Regions from separate parts of the Homo sapiens genome. Here region 2 is linked to region 1. The links are chromatin loops, found by intact Hi-C in ENCODE. Cell type or tissue: PC-3. All regions are shown on one strand. Each heading gives the region's core, and the rest is flanking DNA. Links, peaks and the distances in the headings are about the cores only. Region 1 has its middle 240 kb from the start of LINC02830. Region 2 has its middle 520 kb from the start of LINC02830.

What was found. A loop is a pair of places that touch in the nucleus more often than their neighbours do. Peaks named below come from ENCODE experiments on the same cell type or tissue, not always from the same donor. Only the 100,000 strongest peaks of a DNase experiment are listed, where the experiment ranks them.
Region 2: a loop joins it to region 1, with 3 times the contacts of the local background. A loop is called at or near these places in 4 of 110 quality-filtered maps.

What each region holds. Positions count from the first base shown.
Region 1 is chr7:125,387,307-125,395,994 of GRCh38, forward strand. No RefSeq gene overlaps it. Among named protein-coding and RNA genes, the nearest start is that of LINC02830, 240 kb to the left of the region's middle. In PC-3, for the core only: no CTCF peak of the experiment used is centred there; no DNase peak of the experiment used is centred there; H3K27ac peaks cover 1,333 bases.
Region 2 is chr7:125,667,395-125,676,082 of GRCh38, forward strand. No RefSeq gene overlaps it. Among named protein-coding and RNA genes, the nearest start is that of LINC02830, 520 kb to the left of the region's middle. In PC-3, for the core only: CTCF peaks have their summits at 3,743 (motif pointing left) and 3,947; no DNase peak of the experiment used is centred there.

The DNA.
Region 1 (8,688 bases), core at 362-8,361:
TGTGTTTGTGTATAATTTAATAGGCTTTAACCATTAGCTGTATGTCTTACATACATACATGTAATTTTTATAACTTTACTAACTTTATATTTAGTACTCCAGGTTACTTCTACTTCAGTTCAATAACTATTCATGCTAATGTTTGATGGGTAACAAATCTGATAATTTACTGGATATTTCACAAAAATTGGTTCAGGAACAGGATTAATAAGTGGTTATACATATATATTTATAGTTTATTTCTAGTACATAAAAACAAGTATATTTTTTTGAAGCACAATGGATTGGATGAATGGCTTGTAATTGAAGTCACATTGAAGGGATCACCAATTCTGTGAATCTCCATAGATATAAAGTTATCTGTGATTATTGACATTAGAAAAGCTGATTACTCAAGATGTGCTTTAGTTTCTGCCTCTGTAAATTAAGGCTAATAACACTTCTTTCCTACCATCACTAATGGGTATTGAGAATTAATGAGTTAACATTTGCTGAGTTTTTTTGAACTCCTCAAAGGTATTATTAACATTTTAAACTTAGTCTCAAACTGCTTCACACATTCTTAGAAACAATTTCCCTAATTTGCTATAATAAAAAATAGCAACATTAGTTTTTTTGGGGAGAATATTTTCTGTAGCTTAGTTTTAATTACTGCAAGACAGCTTAGATTTGAAAAAAAAAACAAAGTTGATAGTATACATGTGAGAGTTTTTTTAATATTTGATACCATTACTTTTCATTTTGACAGAGTGTTAATTTATAACATATAGTCCCTAAAATTCCTCACCTACTGGTGGACTGAGCTGTTGTAGAATGTTGTTGTTGTTGTGTGTGTAGGCTCTTATACAGAGTTATTTTTAAAAGCCAGTGCTTACCCAGAATATCTCGGGCTTCCCACCAGTACTGCATCGAACTTGGAAACACTCTTGAATCTTCTCTTCTGTTTCTTTGGCTTGTTGCTACCACGGCTGTCTATTCAGTCCCTTGGTCTCATTGCCCAAGATGTAGTCTGAATAAAGGAGGGAAACTCTAGTGTCCTCAGAGACAGAGGTGAAAGATGGAGGGAGGAAAAAGGGCAGGTTGGGAAGTTGGATATAAAAGTAAATACACATGACTTTGCTCACTTTACTTCGCTCCGGAGGCTCTCATGTCTGGTCATTTTTTTTTAGATGTCTCTGGTCTGATTCTATTTTTTATACTACCTAGTGATCATGTTTCTCATCCCAAATCTCCCCTGTGGCTCTAGTTTCTGACATGAAAGTTACAAAATCAGGAGGAGTCTGAATCTAGACATTTCTTTGATGTATTGTTATGTTTTATCTAAATCTCGTATGTAGGGAGGAATAAGGTCTTAGTATCTGTGTGAAGGGCATGTGAATGGGATTTGGGCAGAAGCTAGCCATCTTTCGTGTTACATCTGACTTAATTTATTGCTTTATTGTAGAGCACTTTATTGCAGATTGTCTCTATATTTGTTTAATATCCAATTTGAGATTCAAACATAAGCTCCGTGAGACCTGAATCCATATTTTATTTCCTAATGAGTCGTTTGAAACTAGCTGAGGGCCTAGTAAATAATAGTTATCCAAGCATGTTTTCATGACTGGAGGAACATTTTACAAAATAACCACTTCTTTTTCAGTCAGTTTTCCCACCTCCCACTCCCCACTTTTCCCCATCTATCTACATGCATACATATTGATACCACACCTACCACTCGCTAAAGAGTGTATCCCTCTCTCTCCCTTCTCCTTGCCTCTGACTCAGGCATAGGGGGAAATCATCATTTGCCCTAAGCTATGTGTAGCGAGTGGCATAGAAGCCTAAAATAAGGAGAACAGAAGAGCAGGGACCTAATGGGCAGCAATGGAACTTTACGGATGTGAGGAATCATGAGTTTTCTTACTTTTTCTCCATTTTCCTAGGGTAATTTATTTGTGTATTATTAATATTGTACTGAAAAACAATTCTCTGCTTACTTCCTATTCCTAAACTGAGTCCTGGGAATGTCATGTTAGTTCTTCCTCGACATGTTGCCACTTTTGCTTTTGTCTTGGAATTCTCACTACCATGACATACCATAGAACAGAAGTGCATTATAGCTTTTGTCAACAAAGTAAATGAAACACATAGCATACCATAATCCCTTAAGCATATTTATATGTAAGACTCTTAATACAAATGAGAAAAAGGAATCTTAAAAAGGGTCAGTCCATGCATTCACAAAAAAAAATGTTAATAGTCATCGACTTTTCAGAGATAAAATAGAGGATTTTGTGGGAGGGTAAGGTGATTGGGGAAATAATGCAACGCCAATTTGAAAAGGAGGAAAGACACTTAAGGTTGGTGTCTGGATCTCTCAGTATTTCCCAGCTCAAGTTTTACACCATGGCTGGCCAATAAAAGGGGTGCCAATTAACCAGAGGAATGCTGAAATCAGTGCTACTGTCTTAGAAGTCCTAATCAGCCACAAGATGTGGAGTCATCCCCTTTAATATTTAAACCACAGCAGTGTATCACAAAGCTGCACTTCTAGAACTAATAACTAGCTACATGTATAACCTGCTGTCTTCGTTTTATTAATCTCATAAGATACAACTACACATCTTATATGACTTTTGGACATCAGTTATTTTGTTAGAGCTAGTTTTTATTACAACTACAAGTGTGATAATAGTAACAAAAGGAATATATCAATATAGTATTGAAGTGTATTTCATGGGGCCTAACATTGGTTGAGTTAGTATTTCACCTGGTCAGTTCTATTTTGAGTTGAGTTAAATTTACGATGTCACTTAGGAAGGCAATCGTTTCATGCAGTATTTTTTAAAAGAAAATATATTGTGAATGCAAAACCATTGATGAAATGTGGTACATATACACCACGGAATACTATGCAGTGATAAAAAAGAAAGAAATCACGTCCTTTGTAGGTACACAGATGGAGCTGGAGGTCGTTATCCTTAACAAACTAATGCAGGAAGAGAAAACTAAATACTGCATGTTCTCAGTTATAGGTGCAAGATAAATGACAACAACACATGGACTCATGGAATGGAACACACAGTGGGGCCTCAGTGGGTGGAGAGTGGGAGGAGAGAGCGAATCAGGAAAAACAACTAATGGGTACTAAGCTTAATACCTGGGTGATGAAATGATCTGTACAACAAACTCCCATGACAAAATTTTGCCTGTGTAACAAACCTGCACATACACCCCTAAACTTAAAATAAATGTTAAATAAAAGAAAATGTCAATTGTGGAATTCTTTGGCTCATTATTATGGCCCATTTAATCACAGGCCAAATAAAAAGTTCTTTACTAAACACAAAACTTGCATTATACGATGTTTGGCTTAAATAATGTTCCCTAATACTAGCAAAAACTCAGCATCAGGTCCTCAACCATATTTGGGTAAGTAAGATATAAGCATAGTTTGTAAAATGGTACTTCTTTGTTTAATCATCTTTTAAAAATTTTAAGTGTTAAGATTGGCTTTACACCTAAACATTCACTTTGAGATATTCAAAGATTTTAATTTTTCTGCCTTAAGTAAAAAAAATATGGCAGAAAACATTGAAGGGAATCAGCTAATGTGATATGGTGCTTTTAGAAAACTGTATTATTTGGCAATCGTTGCTTATTTCTGTCCTTATTTTCTGTGTTGCCTAACCAGGAAAGTGAAGTCTTAACAGCTCGGGCGATGTGGATTTGTGAGGGTATTTTCTGGGCTGTTGTGGCTGCCGCAGCTGCTGCTGGCTCATGAATCTTTCTAGCATTGCAGATACCTAGACTTGATCCTGCAGAGTAATTGAAGTGGTCAGATGCTTCTCCAGCTCTGGCTTATTATGAGCTTCTGTAAGACAATGTAGGAAGGCAACAATAACTTTCCAGACTACTTCTTCCTTGCCAGCTAAAAGCATGTGCCAGAATAGATTGTAGATGCATGAGAGTCTTTGTTATAGTGACAAATAGATCTTAAGGAAGGGCTATGAGTTGAGAATAATTGCTAATTGAATTGATATGTCATATCTTTTCCAAGTCATTCTTTTGTACCACATTAGTGGATGACTTAAGTAGCAGTGCTCTCAAAAAGAGTGCTTCTTTAGCCCGTCTATCGCTACAAATTTATGCCTCAATCCTTCTTTCAAGCCACTTGTTCAGTCTCGTGCAAAGAAACTGTTTCAAAGGAAGCACTGATTTTTATTGGAAACAATGGAATCCAATTTCATTTAAAGTAAGGATATGTCTCATGTTAGCAGGGCTTTATCATTATTACTTTCAAAATTTATATTTCCTGTGATTATTTTGTGAATAAATTGTCATTCTTTTTGGGCTTAGCTATCATTATAAATACACATTCAATTTTTTCTTAAAGAAAATATTGGAGAGTAGAACTGTGATCGAGCTCATCAACACTGAATAATATTTACTAAAAGATTAATCAAAACATGGTTGGAAATATATAATGTTTTTAATTATAATGATAAATATAATTTAGAGACAAAATTATCATCATAACGATAGCATCTAAAAGTATAACAATTCCAGTAGAAATTCAGTTCATTATGAGCAAAACCACCACATTAGTTGGTTGACTGAGAATAGTCAAATGCTACTATCTGTTAATCTGTTCTTTGCCCACTGTCCTAACCTCATTGCTTATTCCGGTTTATGGTAGGAACTAAATAAACATCTGTTGTATAAATAGTGAATGATTTGTCATTATGCCGATCTTTGTAAGTAGCTGAGCAGATACTGCCTAAGTGACTAAACCTCATGTGCTTTATGGTTCTGTTTCCCTGGCTGGCTCTCCCTCTCACTAATTAGCATTATTCTCTTCTCCAAACAACCCTAATGCCCTTATGCCCAATGACCCAATGTCTGATTCACATCTATCGCAGCCAAGCCACATAGCATCAGTTTAGCTTATCTACTTCTCTATTGTTAGCCTCCTCAAATGTCTTTCTCTCTTTTTTCAGAGTATGTACTTATTTCTTCATCAGAGTCCTGGTGTATATCTGCGTGAAATTAAAATATTTCAGAGCAAGACCTAACATTTTCAGTTGCAGTGGTCCTTTTAGACAAGTCCTGGGATTCACATACTATGTACTGTGACACTTTCTTCACCATCCCTTAGTCATGACAAAAAGAAATATGTATATATACATATATACACACACATATATATACACACATACATACATACACACATATTCACATATATATTCATATATATATATATAAAGTTTCTTAGAGGCAAGAAGAGAAGAAAATAGGAAAAAACCTTTATTTTCTCAATTGCATAGAATATAATCAGAATTTTGAACTACAATATTACTCCCAAATATATGTGACATTAAATTTTGCCCACTTCTTTTACTCCCTGATAGGTAGCTAACAAGAGACAAAATTCACTCTGAAAAGCAAAGAGGGTGGGGCATCTCACAAAACAAGAGATTTAACATTGTATAATTTCTTGTGGTTACTATGTAGTTCTAAATGGTAGATGGCTGTCTTATCCATTTGGACTGTTGTAACAAAATACTATAAACTGATGGATGGCTTACGAACAATAGAAAATTATTTCTCACAGTTTTGGAGGCTGGAAAAGTCTAAGATTAAGGTGCCAGCATATGTGGTGTCTGGTAAGAATCCACCCTTTTTTTTTTTCACAGATTGCTGTCTTTTCCCTGTAACCTCATCTAGAAGAAAAGATGAGGGAGCTCTCTGGGGCCTCCTTTATAAGGAAACCAATTCCACCCTCTAAAAGTCTTACCCCTCAAAAGTCTCACCTCCAAATACTATCACGCTGGGGGTTAGGACATAAACATTCAGTCTATGGCAATGCCCTTCTAATAATTAGATTTTAGATAATGAGATAATAATATAAATAATTAGATTTTTCTGATTTATACTCAAACTTCATTTTAACATTGACTTTTATTTTTTTAATTAGTGTAATAATTTACACACCAATTCTCTTTAGAAAATCAAGAATTAAACACATATATTTCTGTATGTGTGTTTATACATACACAAAATACATATATATTTTTTAAATTGGTCATTTATATTATTAATATTTATATCAACATGTTAATATATGTTAATATTGTTAACATAATATTTTATGTTACAAATACTATGTTTCATATGACAGGTGTTCCATCATCTTTTACATGACAAAAACAATTATTTTCATGTAACAGGTACCATGTTAAATGCTTCAAATTTATTATTTCACTTAATCTTTGACATGGGCATCTGATTTTTAGAGATTACTGAAAAAAGAAGAGCTGGTATCATTCCTACTGAAAGTATTCCAAAAAAGTGAGGAGGAGGGACTACTTCCTAACTCATTCTATGAGTGCAGCATCATCCTGATACCAATGCTTGGCAGAGATTCAACAAAAAAAGAAAACTTTAGGCCAATATCCTTGATGAACATCAATGAAAAAATCCCCAACAAAATACTGTCAAACTGAATCCAGCAGCACACTGAACAGTTCATCCACCACAGTTAAGTGGGATTTATTCCTGGAATGAAAGTTTGGTTCAACATATGCAAATCAATAATGTGATTTATCACATAAGGAGAACTAAAGACAAAAACCATATGATTTTCCCAATACATGCATAAAAGCCTTTCAATGAAATTCAATATCAATTCATGTTAAAAACTCTCAACAAACTAGGTGTTGAAGGAACATATCTCAAAATAATAAGGGCCATATATGACAAACCCACAGCCAACATCATACTGAATGGGAAAAAGCTGGAAGCATTCCCATTGAAAACTGGCAGAAGAGAAGGACGCCCTCTCTCAACCATTCCTAGTCAACATAGTATTGGAAGTTCTATTCAGGGCAATCAGGCAAGAGAAAGAAATGAAGGGAGGATGTCAAACTGTCTCTCTTTCCAGACAACATGATGCTATATCTAGGAAAATTGATAGTTTCAGTACAAAAGCTTCTAAAGCTGATAAATAACTTCAGCAAAGTCTCAGGATACAAAATAAATGTGCAAAAATCACTAGCATTCTTATACACCAAAAAAAAAAAAAAAAAAAAAAAGAAAAAGTAAAGCCAAGAGCCAAAACAGGAACAATTCACAATTGACATGAAAAGAACAAAATACCTAGGAATACAGCTAACAAGGGAGGTAAAAGATCTCTACAAAGATAGCTACAAACCACTGCTCAAAGAAATCAGAGATGACATAAACAAGTGAAAAAACATTCCATATTCATAGATAGGAAGAATCAATATTGTTAAAATGGCCATACTGCCCAAAGCAACGTATGGATTAAATGCTATGGCTATTAAACTACCATTGGCATTCTTCACAGAACTAGAGAAAACTATTTTAAAATTCATATGAAACCAAAAAAGAGCCCGAATAGCCAAGGCAATCCTGCGCAAAAAGAACAAAGCTGGAGGCGTCACACTACCTGACTTCAAACTCCATTACAGGGCTACAGTAACCAAAACAGCATGTTACTGGTACAAAACCAGAAATGTAGACCAACAAAACAAAATTGAGAACCCAGAAATAAGATCGTACACCTACAACCATCTGATCATTGACAAAACTGACAAAAACAAGCAATGGGGAAAGGATTCCCTATTAAATAAATGGTACTGGGATAACTGGGTAGCCACATGCAGATGATTAAAACTGGACCCCTTCCTCACATCTTATACAAAAATTAACTCAAGATGGATTAAAGGCTTAAATGTAGAACCAAAAACTATAAAAACCATGGGAGACAACCTAGGTAATACTATTCAGGACATAGGCAAGGGCAAAGATTTCATGATGAAGATGCCAAAAGCAATTGCAACAAAAGCAAAAATTGACAAATGAGATCTAATTAAGCTAAAGAGCTTCTGCTTAGCAAAAAGTAACTATCAACAGAGAAAACAGACAACCTACAGAATGGGAGAAAATTTTTGCAAACTATCTATCTGACAAAGATCTAATATCCAGCATCTATAAGGGACTTAAATTTACAAAAACATTAAAAAGTGGGCAAAGGACATGAAAAGACACTTCTCAAAAGAAGACATACATGTGGCCAGCAAGCATATTAAGAAAAAGCTCAACACCACTGATCATTAGAGAAATGAAAATCAAAACGACAATGAGATACCATCTCATACCATTCAGAATGGCTATTATAAAAAAGTCAAAAATAACAGATGCTGTCAAGGTGGTGAAGAAAAAGGAACGCTTATAGACTGTTGGCGGGAGTGTAAATTAGTTCAACCATTGTGGAAGACAGTGTGGCAGTTCCTCAAAGAACTGAAGATAGAATTTGCCCCAGCAATGCCGTTACTGGTTATATACCCAAAGGTATATAATTATATTGTAAAGACCCATGCACATGTATGTTTATTGCAGTATTGTTCAAAATAGTGAAGAATATGGAATCAACCTAAATGCCCATCTATGACAGATGGTATATGGAGAATGTTGTACATATACACCATGGAATACTATGCAGTCATAAAGAAGAATGATACCATGTCTTTGCAGAGACAAAAATGGAGCTGGAGGTCATTATCCTTAGGAAACTAACACACAAACAGAAAACCAAATACCACATGTTCTCACTTATAAGTGGGAGATAAATGATGAGAACGCATGGACACACAGGGTGGAACAGCACACCGTGGGGCCTAT
Region 2 (8,688 bases), core at 522-8,521, 280 kb after region 1:
ACTTTGGGAGGCCAAGGCAGGCAGGCCACGAGGTCAGGAGTTCGAGACTAGCCTGGCCAACATGGTAAAACCGTGTTTAGTCTCTACTAAAGATACAAAAAAAAAAAAAAATTAGCTGAGCGTGGTGGCACGTGCCTGTAGTCCCAGCTACTCAGGAGGCTGAGGCAGGAGAATCACTTGAGCCCAGAAGGCAGAGGTTGCAGTGAGCCAAGATCACGCCATTGTACTCTAGCCTGGATAACAGGGCGAGACTCCGTCTAAAAAAAAAAAAAAATTCACATTCAAGGACTCTGATTATTCAAGTACAATAGCTTCTTTCTTGTTCTCATCTTAATGGTTCTTACCATTGATTGAGGCAGGACAAGGAAAAGGTAATCAAGTGGCAGTTTTATATTTAATGTCTGAAGCTAAAATAAAAATGCCAAACTATATGCCATCAAAACACCTTGTCAAGGAAAGCCACAGGTTCTCTTAAATCTCTCTCAAGAACATTATTCTCTATTAGTATAAAATTAGAAGGTTTTATTGTCGTTGTTAGTAACTGTTAATTTTGTGATTAAAATTGGTTCCAAATTGTGGCTGGTAAGTCCCATACATTACATATGGATGTTAAAGGTGATCGTGTTGAAGTTTCAAAAGTTAAGTGAAGAGAATGGTAGAGAAAGCTTTTATTGTTTTAGTGAATGCATATATCATCATAATCAGAATGTTCATGGAAATAATCAGCCTTAAAGGAAATAAGAGGAAGAAACTTAGTATCATGCTATTGGACACTGGAGATAAGGTGATCCATGTCATAAAGTGACAAAAATCCTGGATGAATTGTGTTCTGTTGGGTGGAAAATAAAACTTTTAAGCAATGCACTTGAATATTTAACTGTGAGGGTTTCCAAGCAAAGTGTAGAAAATGTAGTCTGGTATCTTCTTGATACTTATTGGAGAAAACGAGAGCAAAGAGATGAAGTTCCTAATGCAAAAAGGAACCAGCACTTGATGGTTTGGGAAATTCTCAACCTATCCAGACAGTATACTTTGGAAATAAGTCCAAGTATGTGGTCATCTGTTAAAGAGATTAGTTATACATTTAATGGATTCAGTCAACCATCTCAGCAGAGGCAGGGAATGGAGACGGGGTTATCCAGATGGAATCTGTGAAGAATGCTATTATGCAATGGTCTGAGTCCCCTGGAAGTACATAGAAGACCAAAAAAGTCTTTAAAAATGTTATATCTTCAGAAACACTTTCAGCTTGGGCCAAAAGGGACAGAGATGAGACAAAATAAGGGAAGGCTGTCAACCTTCTCAGAGTCTATAGGCAGAAATGGGCTGATAGAATTACTCAGCTATGCACATGCACTACCCGTCATGAAAGAGAAAGAATGACTCCTGAGACACAGCCGTGGGTGTAGGAACAGAGACCAGATAGGCAAGACCAGAGGCAGAGGTTGAGTAGGACAAGAGGCAGGGGATCCATACCCTTGCATAATAGCATTCTCCATGGCCCCAAGGGCAGATACCACAGAGAATTGTACTGAAGCCCTGAAATCCATTGCAACTTGCCTTGCTAAATTCTTGCTTTAAATGCTTGCTTTAAATCAGTGACTGCTTTATTCCTTCCTTACAGACTTCAGATAGAGCTAAGTCATGCAAAACCACCATTTCAGAATTCTGGTCTTTAGAATTCAGAGAAAATATATTTCTGTTGTTTGAAGCCACCCAGTTAGTGGTAACTTGTTAAAGCACTTCTAGAAAACTAATACAGCTTAATAGAACATTTAATTAAATATGTATTGAATCACAGTATCGGTAACTTAAAATTCCTCTGATGCTAAGCAAATACTGCTTGTAAGTCAAGATGTATCTAGACGTCAAATGCTGTTGCACAGCATACCATGTTTTAAATAAAATGAATTATACCTAAAGTCGTTACTTGTTTCAAAGCAAAATATATTCAATGTTTACACTTAAAAAATCATAATTTTCAATGGTATTCTTAAAAAGCAGTAGTATCTGCTATTAGGAATTCAGCCTGTCCTGCTGGTCACTAAAATTTCTTCTTTTATTTCTCCTCCTTCTCCTTCTTCTCTTCTTCCTCTTCCTTCTCCTTTTACTTGCCCTTCAATTGCTCCCAATTTAATACCTCTATCATATCAAAAAGTTATAAAAATTTCCTTGAAAGTAATTGAACTACATTTAAAAATCTCTTCATTGCATGTGAAAAAAAAAAAAAAAGAGTTGTCCTGAATGAAAGACAGCCTCGATTTTAGTTAACTAGTGCTTACAATCTCACATTATCTTAAATGCACATATATTTTAAGGAAAATTTATCATATGTGAACATAGGATATAAAATTTACAAAACCTCATTAAGATTTTTAAATCTAAATGAGATAAAAAAGTCTCATTAAGATTTTTAACAGCCCATGGTAAAAATAATTATAGTTCTTTTACATAAATTTGCATGATTAACTTGGGAGACCCCAATAGTTTTAATGATGTATTTACATAACATTTGAAAATGTACGATAATTTCAGTCAACCAGAACAATTGTCTTAATCTATATAAGTTACAAATATATTCACAATTTAAATAAGAAAAATCACCAATTAATTACTTACTGTGCTGTTTTTATCCTTATGAAAAATTCATAGGATAAAAGCTTCATTGCAAGTAATTAGAGCACATTATGTGTAATCACTTGCCAAATTTCATGTTTTAAATCAATCATTTTTTGTGTTCATATGTTTGAAGTAATTTCAGAAGTAAATAATCACAGAGCCCCGCAAATGAGGTAATATGGTAAAACAAATATAGCAAAGTATTTTAAGAAAGCAATAGACTAAAGCAGAATCCCTTCTGTGAGCTACCTGGCATCTTTACACTAGTTGGAGGTATCGGGTAAATAACATCTTTACAAACAACTTGTGTATGAGTGAGGTTCCTGGAAAATATTTACTTTTACTTTATTTTTCTAAGAAAGCAACTTACATTCATTGCCTTCTTTCAAAACAAATTTGATCTATTGTGTCACTAGATATTTGTTCCTAATTCATTAAATTATACTTTGATTATAACTTCACTTTTTCCTACTGTACTTGTATATACTATTAGATACATTTATTCTCAATATGCATCTTTTGATGTATGGCTTTGTAATATTTATTTTGACACTAGCAGTTTATAATACTTAATAGATTATAACTATAGATGAGCAGTCAGTATTTGCATCTTGCATATTATGTGTTTTATTCCAATTTACCTGGTATATACTACATATAGTTACTATTCAATAAACATTTATTTTTGATGTAGATTGCAAGGAGAATGTCAGTCATAAGTCAATTAGAGAATACAGAGAGGTTGTACTTAAAGCTTAATTGAAGTATAAAGCATAACAATAAGAACATGTTCGAAACGATTGCTACATCACCCTTTGAGAGAATGATAACCACTGAGGATTAGAATATTAGACTTTATTTACACTTAAGCATGCTTGGACTGTAAAGAAACACTTTCTTATATATGGGACACTCAAGGGTACATGTAGACACATACCCTTATTGACAGGGTACATGTAGACATATCTGCCGTCCTGCAAATATCCCAGTGAAAAAATATTTAGTTCACCTGCTCATGGAAAATATCAGTGTCCTTTGAGACTTTTGTCACCATAGGACTGTTCTTACTGATTTTGTGGTTTATTCTCTTGAAAGATAAAAAGCAACAACAAAAAACAGGCCTAAAACTTAACATGATTCAAGGTTGCTATTGCCCCCTGGTGTGTGGAATAAGTAAGTACAAATTTTCTCTGGAGTTAGGATTCCTAATCCATTTTCCTCTGAATTCCCAAAGATTTAATTTAGCCAAATATGAGCCATCATTTATAAATCATAAAAATACATAAATATGGCTGGTCTTCTGTAATAACATTAATAAAGTTTTAAACTTTCCTCAATGGTAATCTTGTACAATTTTTTGTTAAAATTTTTTCTTTATTTTCTTGAGATACCCCTGTAGGATGATCACAATTTTGACATTTATTCTCAAATCTATGCTATATTCACAATACTTGCATAATCAGAAGTCAAAATAAAAATTTAAGTCATTAAATATTTTAGTTATTGGAATTTTTTCATTTATGATCAAGAACAATATAGGAAAGCTCATCATTATTATTTCTGGACAATGTATGACCAGAAAATCCACTTTATATACTATAATATGACAAAAAGAAGAGTTAAATGGATTTAAAAAAATAACTTACAATATCATTATTTTTCATAAGTGATATGCCCAGATACATAGAAAAGCACAATCAATTTTAGGTAGTTAAGGAATTTTGCTGGATCAATATATAAAATCCACTTTCATTTATAAGGCAGTATTAATTAATGACAATAATTTAAAATGAAATTCTGTTTCTAATAGCAACAAAAAGTATAGTTCTATCAGTTATTTATTACTACAGTATAAATTAATTTTACATAAAAACAATAAAAATAACAGCAAATCAAACTAAAAAAGTATTAATATATATATATCATTACAAAGTGGGATATTTGTTATGAGTATGTGAGGATGGCTCAATTTTTAAAAATTCAGTGTAATCCACCACATCAACAGAATACAGAAATGAAATTACATAGTTATATTAAATTGAGGCAGAAAAAGCATTTGACAAAATTTGACAGCCATTCATGATTAAAAACTTCAGCAAACTTGGAATAGAGTAAACTTCCTCAGCTTGATAGAGAATATCTGCAAAAACCTTCAGCCCTTATCATGCTTCATTATGAGAAGCTAGATAATTACCCCTAAAAATGAAAATGGGCAAGATGTCTTCTGTTACTATATCTATGGAACATCATATGGTGATCTTAACTAGTGGAATAAGACAATAAAAATAAATAGAAGGTGTGAAGATAAGGAAAAGGACATAAAACTGTCTCTGTTTATAGAAGACATGTTTGACCATGAGGAAAATACCTCCCAAATCAGATTTACGGGTATAGTAAAGAAACATAGACATGTAATTATATATGTATGTACTCACTTGGTGTTATTTCCCATCCTCAACATATATTGAGGAACTTATAATCAGGAAAAGTATTAATTGTTTTTCAATTTGAAACATGCCATATCTTCCCCTAATAATTTTAAATTTCTGATAGTATTTGGGCTTCCTGATTTTTAGCTTCTATTTTCCATTTTTTTTAATCTGGTAAACATCATGTTTAAAGAATTCTTTATATTTTGCCAATCTCAGGGCTTTACCTAACTAACTCATAGAAATTTTATTATTAGTCATCCATTGGAAAACACAACTATTCGGTTAGCGAGTCTGTTTTTGTTTTAAAACTCTTATTTGTAAGAATAGTATCTAAAAGGTTTTAATAGCCTGTCATGTGCCAAGCATAGTACATGAATTATCTGTAACATATTTAGCCATAATTAACACTACAGAAAAAATAATAATTCCCCATTTTACAACTTATTTTATTTATCCATTAACACACACAAATATGCAGCACATACCATGTGACAAGTACTGGTCTACATACTTTCTTACATTAGTGATCATAACGACAAAGTCCCAGTTTGAGTGAAGCTTATATTACACTTAGGGAGGAAAAATAGTATATAGACAAAAAACAACATGTATAACAGAAATGTTGATTGTATAACATGTTAGAAGATAGTAAATATGTTCTAGGAAAAGGAAATTTGCAAATGTCAGTATGAGTGGATATGGGCACAGTAATTGTAGGAAATAGAAAACATTAAAATCAAAAATCAAAATCAGAACACATCGATGTTTCAGCATAAATAAAATTGATGATTATGCTTTTAAAAAAACTTTACATATAGCTTTCAATATATCATATCACTAACCTCTTCCTTTATCAATAAATAAATGCCTTTATCTGACAGAAGTTTGTCCAACCTGTGGCCTGTGAGTCACAAGCAGCCCAGGACAGCTTTGAATCCAGCACAACACAAATTCATAAACCTTCTTAAAACATTATGAGATTTTTTTTGCAATTTTCTTTTTAGCTTATCAGTTATCGTTAGTGTTCATGTGTTTTATGTGTGGTCCAGGACAATTCCTCTTCCAATGTGGCCCAGAGAAGCCAAAAGATTGGACACCCACCCCTGATAAAAGATCCGTATTTATTGGTTCCACACTCAGTACAAGATGTTGTTCTGTCACTCAAATTTAATATAAATAATAGTTAATGAGCTTTTTTTTTTTTTTTTTTTGAGACGGAGTCTCGCTCTGTCTCCCAGGCTGGAGTGCAGTGGCGGGATCTTGGCTCACTGCAAGCTCCTCCTCCCGGGTTCACGCCATTCTCCTGCCTCAGCCTCCCGAGTAGCTGGGACTACAGGTGCTCACCACCATGCCTGGCTAATTTTTTGTATTTCTACCATTTCTAGTAGTGTGGATGCAGGAAAAAAAAAAATATCTACAAGGTATTTTATTGTTTCAAGATTTGTTAGATTATGATGATGGCAGGACATAACAACAATGACTCCAGAAAAATGAAAGGCAGAATTCTTTATTACTTATATAGTCCTGCACGAGAGGCGGCTGTGGGGTAGGGCTACATAGGGGTTGCACCCAGAAAAAAGGTAGCAGCAACCTAGAAACCTAGGAGGAGGCTTATATAAGGCAAGTCAAGTGAGTGAGCAAGGTTCAGAGGGTTTGTTATGGACTGGGAATTTTAAATAATTCCATGGGCCCAATGAAGGAAGGGCCATTCCTCCATATGTGGCTCCCAGGCTTTTGGCAGTTGGGTACGTATGTAGTAAAACGGAGCAGCAGAGCCCGATAAGGTAAATCACTGGGGTGTAGGTTTAGCAAACAGCCTGGGAAGAAGACTTGAAGATTTTTTGGCAATGGTCTCAAAACTGGATCAAGACAGCACTTGTGCAATATTATATTGTAATACATCTCTGCAGGGAAAGTATATTATAATTGTGGAGGTGCACATAAAACATAAAGAGGAACACATAAAATGCTTTTTGAATTATAATCATTCATATTTGCCCACTATTATGATTTCATAATATCTTGGCTGTATTATTGACATATTCCTACTTTTTCTCTATGTACTAGTACTCTATCACATGATCAATTTACAGTAGAAAACCAGATAATTCTTTCTAATACACATATTGCATCTATTCCATGCCTTCAATGAATTTCCCATTGTTTAAACTATAGGTCAAGAAACTGTCCAATTGCTATACTTGTTTGGGAAGTTTTATACAAAATACAGATTTCTGTGATTAAGCATGTCTAGAGAGAAGCATATAAATCTTAATGAATTTTAGTACTTTCTAGCATGTAAATATATTTTTTCTAATTATTGAAAAGATGATTGGTTAGGATTCAGACGAAAAAAAAAAAGTATACACTGTTCCCATTAAAGTAACTAGGAAGCCACTACAACCAAGAAGTTGCCAGAGGTGAATGCCTTCTCTGCCTCTACAGGTTCCAAAACCACGTCGGCTCTGATCACATGAACACAATGAGTTGCCGCAAGGCTAGTGACCAGATAGTTTCAATAGCCCAAAATGGTCAAAGTCCGCACTATCATAAGTACTCACATTAGCCATCAAAGTAATAATGCTATCAAATGTGATGTAGCCTTTAGAATACTCTACTGTACACCCATGAAATAATGAGTGTGTAAAGGGTTCAAATGTCTAAGAGTCCTTAGAATCAGGGTTCTCTAAGTATTCTGAAAACCATTGTCTTGGGGCAATAGTCATTTACAGAATTTGTAACTCTCCCTGAACTATCTAAGCTCAGATTATGAAATGTTACATAAATGGGAATCATAATTGTTAGTGTCTCGGGAATCAGGTTTGAACATTAATGCAGCAGTAACAAATGTAAGACTTTATTTTCAGGACAAAATAAACTATTTACATGATTATGTTTCTATCTATTCACATGATGGGTAGAACACATGACATCATCACTTTTAGATGAAAAACATTGAACATTAGAAATGGTTTGGTTTGCACTAAATAGGACATGAATAATATTCTGCTTTAATTTTAAAAATGCAAAAAAAAAAAATGTATGTGTATCTTATTGTGCATTTCACTTTGAAAGTTAGGTACACCATACATCGCATACGGTATCCAAATATATTTCAACCGTGATGAAAATTTAGTTATCATGTTTTTTTCTAAATGGAAATTTAGTCTTATTTTCATACCAGTATTATAAGTAGATTTCTGTTTTGGAGTTTGCAAAGCTAAAAAAATCTTTAGTTAAATATGGGAATAGTTCTGCCAACATTCAGTCTTGGAAATTATGGACAGTGAGTTCTAATCCCGTTTTGCCAGTGACTCTTCTGTGGCATTGAACATGTCATTTTGCTTTTCTGTTTCAGTTCTGTCATCTGTGAAGCAGAGATAATATTGTTCATTTGAGCACATTGTTCCAGTCTGTATCCTCTGAATGACTTTGCAAAAGAAACTCTGCATATGAATTTGAATATATGCCAACAAAATTAGAACAAGTTATCTACTTCAAAAGTATGCAAAAACGAACCAATAGAAATCATTTTGGAAATGCACTATGTGCATTCCTAAATTGGAGCAAATTTATCATTCTAGGCAATCCACCTCCACATTTATAAAAATATAAGAGATAATTGTTTTTCTCTTAT